Linked DNA regions of Homo sapiens: region 2 is linked to region 1. Evidence: chromatin contacts called from ENCODE Hi-C or POLR2A ChIA-PET data. All regions are on one chromosome and are shown on one strand. The core of a region is the stretch at or near the end of the contact, and the rest is flanking DNA. Distances in the headings are between cores, read along the strand shown.

Region 1 (3,124 bases), core at 305-2,804:
CCTGTAGTCCCAGCTACTTGGGAGGCTGAGGCAGGAGAATGGCGTGAACCCGGGATGCGGAGCTTGCAGTGAGCCGAGATCGCGCCACTGCACTCCAGCCTGGGCGACAGAGCGAGACTCCGTCTCAAAACAAACAAACAAACAAACAAAAAACACAAATACTTAGATATTTTACATGAGAATTACATTTATCTATCAGATACTCTACCATGCCAGATTTCCTTACAATTACGAAAAATAGCAAACACATATTGTTTGTAAATGCAACACAAAAACGTTAATGCTCTGGTTTCTATCTGCCTTGTCATTCCGTTATTTGACTCCATTTTCGAGGTTAGAAACTCACTGTAAGGTGGCCGGGCGAGGTGGCTCACACCAGTAATCCCAGCACTTTTGGAGGCCAAGGAGGGTGGATCACCTGAGGTCAGGAGCTCGAGACCAGCCTGGCCAACATGATGGAACTCCATCTCTACTAAAAATACAAAGAAAATTAGCCGGGCGTGGTGGCAGGCGCCTGTAATCCCAGCTATTCGGGAGGCTGAGGCAGGAGAATCACGTGAACCCAGGAGGTTAGAGCTTGCAGTGAGCCGAGATCGCGCCACTAAAACAAACAAACTCACTGTAAGGAAACAATGTAACCCAAGGCATTTGGGGTGACCTTCACGTTGCCTGAGGGTGCCGAGGGACCAGAGATGCTGGCCATGGACTAAGGTCTGGGTATTCTCAGGCAGCAGGGACAAGGTGGGCTTTTTTCCTGGTTGCTAAACCCACGTCAAAGTCGAGCTCAGGGACTGGAGCTCAAGAAACCCACCGCCCATTCTCCAGTCCGACCGGGGACCTGCATGCACCTCTGCCGTGCTGCCCTGAGTCCTCCAATCCTCCACACTCTTCCTCTGTTATGTACACGTCTCCACCCAGGCCTGCAAAAGTCCCAGCTTCCTCGCAGGGGCAGGGACCCGCACGCCGGCCCAGGGCTTGGCACGCGGGGATGCTGAAACAGGGCCAGGCCTGGTTTCCAGCCGATCGTCAGAGTCCCAAGGCCCAGCAACCTTCCTCACAAAGGCCTCGTTAAGAGGCGAGGAAACAAGAGCCGGGAGAGGGGCGCGGAACGGCGGGCGGGACGAACGACCAGCTCCGCGCCTCCGGCCAGCTGCGTCGAGCCAGGGGCACCGCGGCTGTTGTGCGGCTGGAAATCTAGGAATGGGAAGGTTCGGGGCCTGCTCGGCTCCGGAGGCAGCTGGCGGGTCGTCCCTGGCGGCGTTGGAGCGGTCAGTGGCAGCCGGGCACGGGCGACCGGGTCGCCCGGGTCGCCCTCAGACCGTGACTCCCGAAAAACCTTGCGGGCGGGGCGCGCCCGCGCCGTCTCTTGCCGGAAGGTGCGAGTTAGTGCGCTCGATTGTGGGCGGGGGCGGAAAGAGGCGCGTTTTAAAGTGGTAACAGATGGTTTTCTTATCCAATAGGATTAAAAAATTTGTCCTTACCCGGCCGACCGCGGAAGTAGAGTAGGCGGGCGGCCAATGGGGACATGATGGGGGGCGGAGCCGAGGCCTCCGAAGCGGAAGTGGGTTGCTGTTGAGGCGGCGGCATCTTTCTCGAGGAGCTCTCCTGGGCGGCTGAAGAAGGAGCTTCTTCTCCGGAGTGCGCCGGCGGTGGCGCCTGCGGACCTAACTAGCTCCAGGTTAGGCCGAGCTTTGCGGGAAAGCAGCGGTAAGTCAGGGCCTTGCAGATGCGAGGTTTAGGCAGCTTCGCGGCCTACAGAGGCCTCGGCCCGCGCCTCTTGGGGGAGCCGCGCTGCGCGGCTTGACCCAGCCGAGGCTTTGCAGCCCGGGACCTCGAGCCAGCTCTGGTCGCTCGCACTGCCGTCCGCGCGGGCGCACCGAGCCCGGCTTGGCGCGGGCAACAGAAGTTAGGAGGTCTGCGTCTGGGTCTCGGCTCACCCTGGGGGGCCGCGGCCATGGGGCTTAGTTCCTAGCCTAGGAAGGGAAACTGAGACTCTGGGAGGGGCAGGAACGCCCCCAAGGTCACTTGGAAAGTCGGGCAGGATGTGCTGTTAGGGGGAAGACCCGGGCAGGGTTTTTGTTCCCCGCTGACGACGCCTCCTTTGTGTGTTCGCGCCGCCGCCCCGCCATCGTGGGGCCTGCGAGTTTGCCGGGGTGCGTGGGCCGCGTGGCGGGGCCTTTTGTAGGTCGGGAGGATCTGAGTACGGGTGCGGGCCTGACCGTGGGGGCGCCGAGGTCGCAGTCTAAAACTTAGTAGGGCCTCGATTTCCGGGCGCGCTTCCGGGCCCCGGCTGGTGGTTGGTGGAACGTGCGACTGTGAGGCTTGCGGCCCAGCCCTGCACCGCTCGGGCCCTTCACCGCTCTGGCGCGCCTATAGACAGGTGTATGAAGATTCTCACGACCCGAAACAGAGTTGCTAGTAAACACCGCTTTTCCGCCTTTGATCCATCGAGGGAAGAGGGAAAAGGATAGAGCTTGGGCAAGCCGTTTTGGTAGGGATTTCAGCTTTTGTCTTTCACTTGTCAGTTCCCATAGACGTTCACAAACTTAATAATCTTCGTTCTGTTTCTGCACCAAGTTCTTGAGCCAGACGTAGGGTCTCAGCTCTGGAGCCTGGCTTAGACTGTCCAACTGACTGGGGAGACTGAGGTCCAGAAAAGTGAAGTGGTCTGCCCAAGGTCACATAGCCAGCTATTTGGCAGCAGATGAGGTTAAGTCCTACCTGCAAGATTTGGGTTTTGAATTCATTGACCAGGAGTTTTGGGACCACTGTCAATAAAAGAGACATTGAAGGGAATCTTTTGTTACTTTCTTGGTGATTTGCTTTTTAATGGACAAGGACATATTGGGTTCAGTTTTATCTGTGAGTTTGAGGTGAAATAGAGGCATTCGAGTAGCAAGATATATTGCTGGCTTTTGTATTGCCTGAATTTGAGCTTCCAAAAATCTTACTTTAACACATCGTTTATTGATCTTTTCTTGAATTACTACCTTTGTAAGGACCTTTTGTAAACATTGTTTTTCTAATCTTCATGAAATCTTAATGCCATACGTAAACTATTTCTTTTTATATAATGTATGCACATCTGTGCTTTGTACATAAAATGAGTAAGATTTTTCACTCT
Region 2 (3,006 bases), core at 77-2,576, 130 kb after region 1:
TGTTTGCCCTGGTCCAGAGGCCAGCGGAAGTGCCTATGGTTCCCTGCAGTGCGTCTTGCCTGCGTTGGAGGAGGATCTCATTTCCCAGCCCCCGGCTTGTCTTGGTAATGGATAGTTTGTCAGATGAGCCATTCTCTCCTCACCAGAAACAGTGACCTTGGGAACAGCAGAGGTGTAGTGTTGGCCTGTGTTTGTGGATTCGGACCAGCTGTTGCTTTGTAGGTCAGCCTCTTTGTTGGAGCTGGCCTTTAAAAAAATAACATGATTTACCTTCCATTAAGATTCACTCTTTTTTTACTTAAAAAATGTTCACTACCACAGCTAAGCTACAGAACATTTGCATCACCCCATAAAATCCCCTTGTTCCCCTTGGTAGTCACTTCCCTTCCCCCGTCCTAGCCTCTGGTAACCACTCACCTGAATTTTTTTTTTTGAGACAGAGTCTCGCTCTGTCACCCAGGCTGGAGTGCAGTGGCACAATCTTGGCTCACTGCAACCTCCGCCTCCCGGGTTCAAGCAATTCTTCTGCCTCAGCCTCCCCAGTAGCTGGGACTACAGGCACGCGCCACCATGCCCAGCTAATTTTTGTATTTTTGGTAGAGATGGGGTTTCACCATGTTGGCCATTATGGTCTCGATCGTGATCCGCCCGCCTCTGCCTTCCATAGTGCTGGGATTATAGGCATGAGCCACCGCGCCTGGCCTGACCTGATTTTTGTTCCTACAGTTTTGCTTTTTCCAGAGTGTCACATATACTTCTGTAACTTGCATAATGCTTTTGAGAGTTACCCAAAATGTTGCATGCATCCGTAGTTTCTCTTTTTTATTGAGTAATTTTACAGATAAACCAATTTATGCATTCACCAATTAATTGATGGATGTTTGTGTTGTTCCCACGTTTGGGCTATTTTGAAAAAAGCTGCTATGAACATTATTTTTCTTCTGTGGACATCCTTTTTATGTGTTGCTGGATTGATTTGCTAAAGTTATGTTAATGATTTTTGCATCTGTGCTCATGAAGGCTGTCTGTAGGCCTCTTGTCTTACAGTGGCCTTCGGGGTCTCATAAAATGAGTTAGAATGTGTTCCTGTTTCTTCTCCTTTCTGGAAGACTGTGTTAGAATTGGTATTATCATCTCTTCCTTAAACGTTATTGGTTCTTGCTTTCTGTTTCTCTTGTTCTGTTTGGTCAAATGCCAGACAGTGTGCAGAGAGCATCAGGCTGAGGTTGTTTCCTGTGTCCTGTTGTGCACCTGGGAGGCCAGGTCAGTGCATTTGGCCTCAGCTGGGCTGTCTCTAGCACTGTGCGTGCTCGTGTGGGCCTGTAGAGGGGAGTCTCTCTCTACTTCCTCCTTGGCAAGGTCTCCGATGGTGGCATCTTCTCAGTTCCCCCCTCTAGCCTGACTCTTGGGCAGCTCTGTGCTCACGGCCTTGGGGGCAGCTTTCCCAGCGAGCCCACCTCTGCCCGGTGGCAGCCAGACTCTGCCTTGTATCTGCAGGGGTCTGACCGGCCCCGTGTCTTGTGCTGGTCCTGGCCTGTGTGTGGCACACGCCTTTCTCCAGGACAAGGAGAAAGGCATGTTTCCTTCCTCTCTGCTAGTGGATTAGCTGGAGACTTGGGTGCAGGTCTCCTGGGAATGAGTGGGAACATTCGTTTTGGGGCTTTCCAGGGGTTAGACTCCCACACTTGACACTCTCAACCTTTCAGAATTTGTTTAAAGTTAAACTGTTTTTTTTTTTTCTAACCACTTTTATGGCCTCCTTCCACTTTCCTTCCTCTGTCAAAGGTGAAACAGTAAGTGTGTCCCCTTCTCCCTGGAGGGGCTGCTGCACTTTGTTGTGTAGTTCCCTCCGGCAGCCTGGTCACTTCGGCTCTCTGATGGCCCAGAGATAGGATTTTATCAATTGTCCTGCTCTGTCTCTGGTCAGGGCTCTGGTCAGGGCTCAGAGTGCACGGCTCTCCTGCAGCTTTCTGCATCCAGAGGGGAAGTGGGGCTGAATTGCTGTCTTCTAGATAAGCATTCTGTTATCAGCAGTTGTAGGAGAATATTGGTGGGAATTTATCTTAACATCTTGCCTGACAGTTGCACGTTGCAAATTTCTCTGGAGACCTCTTCTTCCAAGATTGACCCATCCTAGCATCACGTCCTAGACATAGTCGTGCCTGGAAACCTAAGAAATCTCCATTTCAAACTTTCATCTTGATCATTGTCTGTCTTTGTAGCTCACTTGCTTGTCTTCTCTTGCCATAGTTTTTTTTTTTTTTTGAGACAGAGTCTTGCTCTGTTGCCCAGGCTGGAGTGCAGTGGTGCAATCTCAGCTCACTACAACCTCACTTCCTGGGTTCAAGAGACTATCGTGCCTCAGCCTCCCGAGTAGCTGGGACTATAGGCATGCGCCATCACACCTGGCTAATTTTTTTTTTTTTTTAGAGACACAGTCTCGCTCTGTCACCAGGCTGGAATGCAGTGGTGCGATGTTGGCTCACTGCAACCTCTGCCTCCTGGGTTCAGGTGATTCTCATGCCTCAGCCTCCCGAGTACCGGGGACTATAGGCGCGCAACACCACACCTGGCTGATCTTTGTATTTAGTAGAGACAGGGTTTCGTGATGATGGCCAAGCTGGTCTCAAACTCCTGGCCTCAAATGATCTACCTACCTTGGCCTCCCAAAGTGCTGGGATTACAGGCGTGAGCCACTGCGCCTGACCTGCCATAGTTCTTTGACCTCATCCATCCCTATCAGTCCATGGATTCCATTCCTGTTAGGTTTATCACGTCTCCCCGACCTCACTCCTAGGAGCCTGAGTTCCCGGACTTGGCACTGTGGCTCTTCCGTGGCTCTCAGGCAAAGGCCCTGAACTTTTTTTGGTTATGCTGGTCCAGCCCTGTCTCTTCCCTCCATGTGGCAGAATATTCATGGAGAAAATTGCTGGCCTCAGTTTACTGCTTCCTCTTCATAACTTCATGACTGCAAACCATGCATGGGCATCTAGTGCGTTTTTCTGG

What was found. Hi-C counts contacts between places; a loop is a spot of excess contacts on that map. ChIA-PET counts read pairs that join two places held with the same protein, here RNA polymerase II (POLR2A). Pooled maps may share reads with other maps.
Region 2: a map with no recorded cell type shows a loop between it and region 1 (4-fold over the local background). The contact joins the enhancer-like site here to the promoter of RNF4 in region 1. A Hi-C loop is called at or near these places in 3 of 37 single-sample maps with no recorded cell type and 3 of 50 pooled maps. POLR2A ChIA-PET finds 5 or more read pairs at or near these places in 6 of 52 experiments (GM12878, H1, MCF 10A and 3 more).

The regions. Positions count from the first base shown.
Region 1 is chr4:2,467,552-2,470,675 of GRCh38, forward strand. RNF4 (ring finger protein 4) reads left to right here and starts at 1,555. Exons shown (of 8, transcript NM_002938.5): 1 at 1,555-1,707. LOC107986250 (a long non-coding RNA gene) reads right to left here and starts at 1,400. Exons shown (of 2, transcript XR_001741551.3): 1 at 849-1,400. RefSeq lists a silencer at 1,098-1,267 and enhancers at 1,418-1,777, 1,461-2,033, 2,078-2,197.
Region 2 is chr4:2,597,490-2,600,495 of GRCh38, forward strand. The region is part of intron 2 of FAM193A (family with sequence similarity 193 member A); the gene reads left to right. Among named protein-coding and RNA genes, the nearest start is that of FAM193A, 62 kb to the left of the region's middle. RefSeq lists enhancers at 1-165, 166-1,118. Within about 2 kb of position 1,327, at least 15 of the 41 ENCODE cell types and tissues checked have a DNase peak (open chromatin) inside an H3K27ac peak, as active enhancers do; they include GM12878, where a contact is called at or near this core.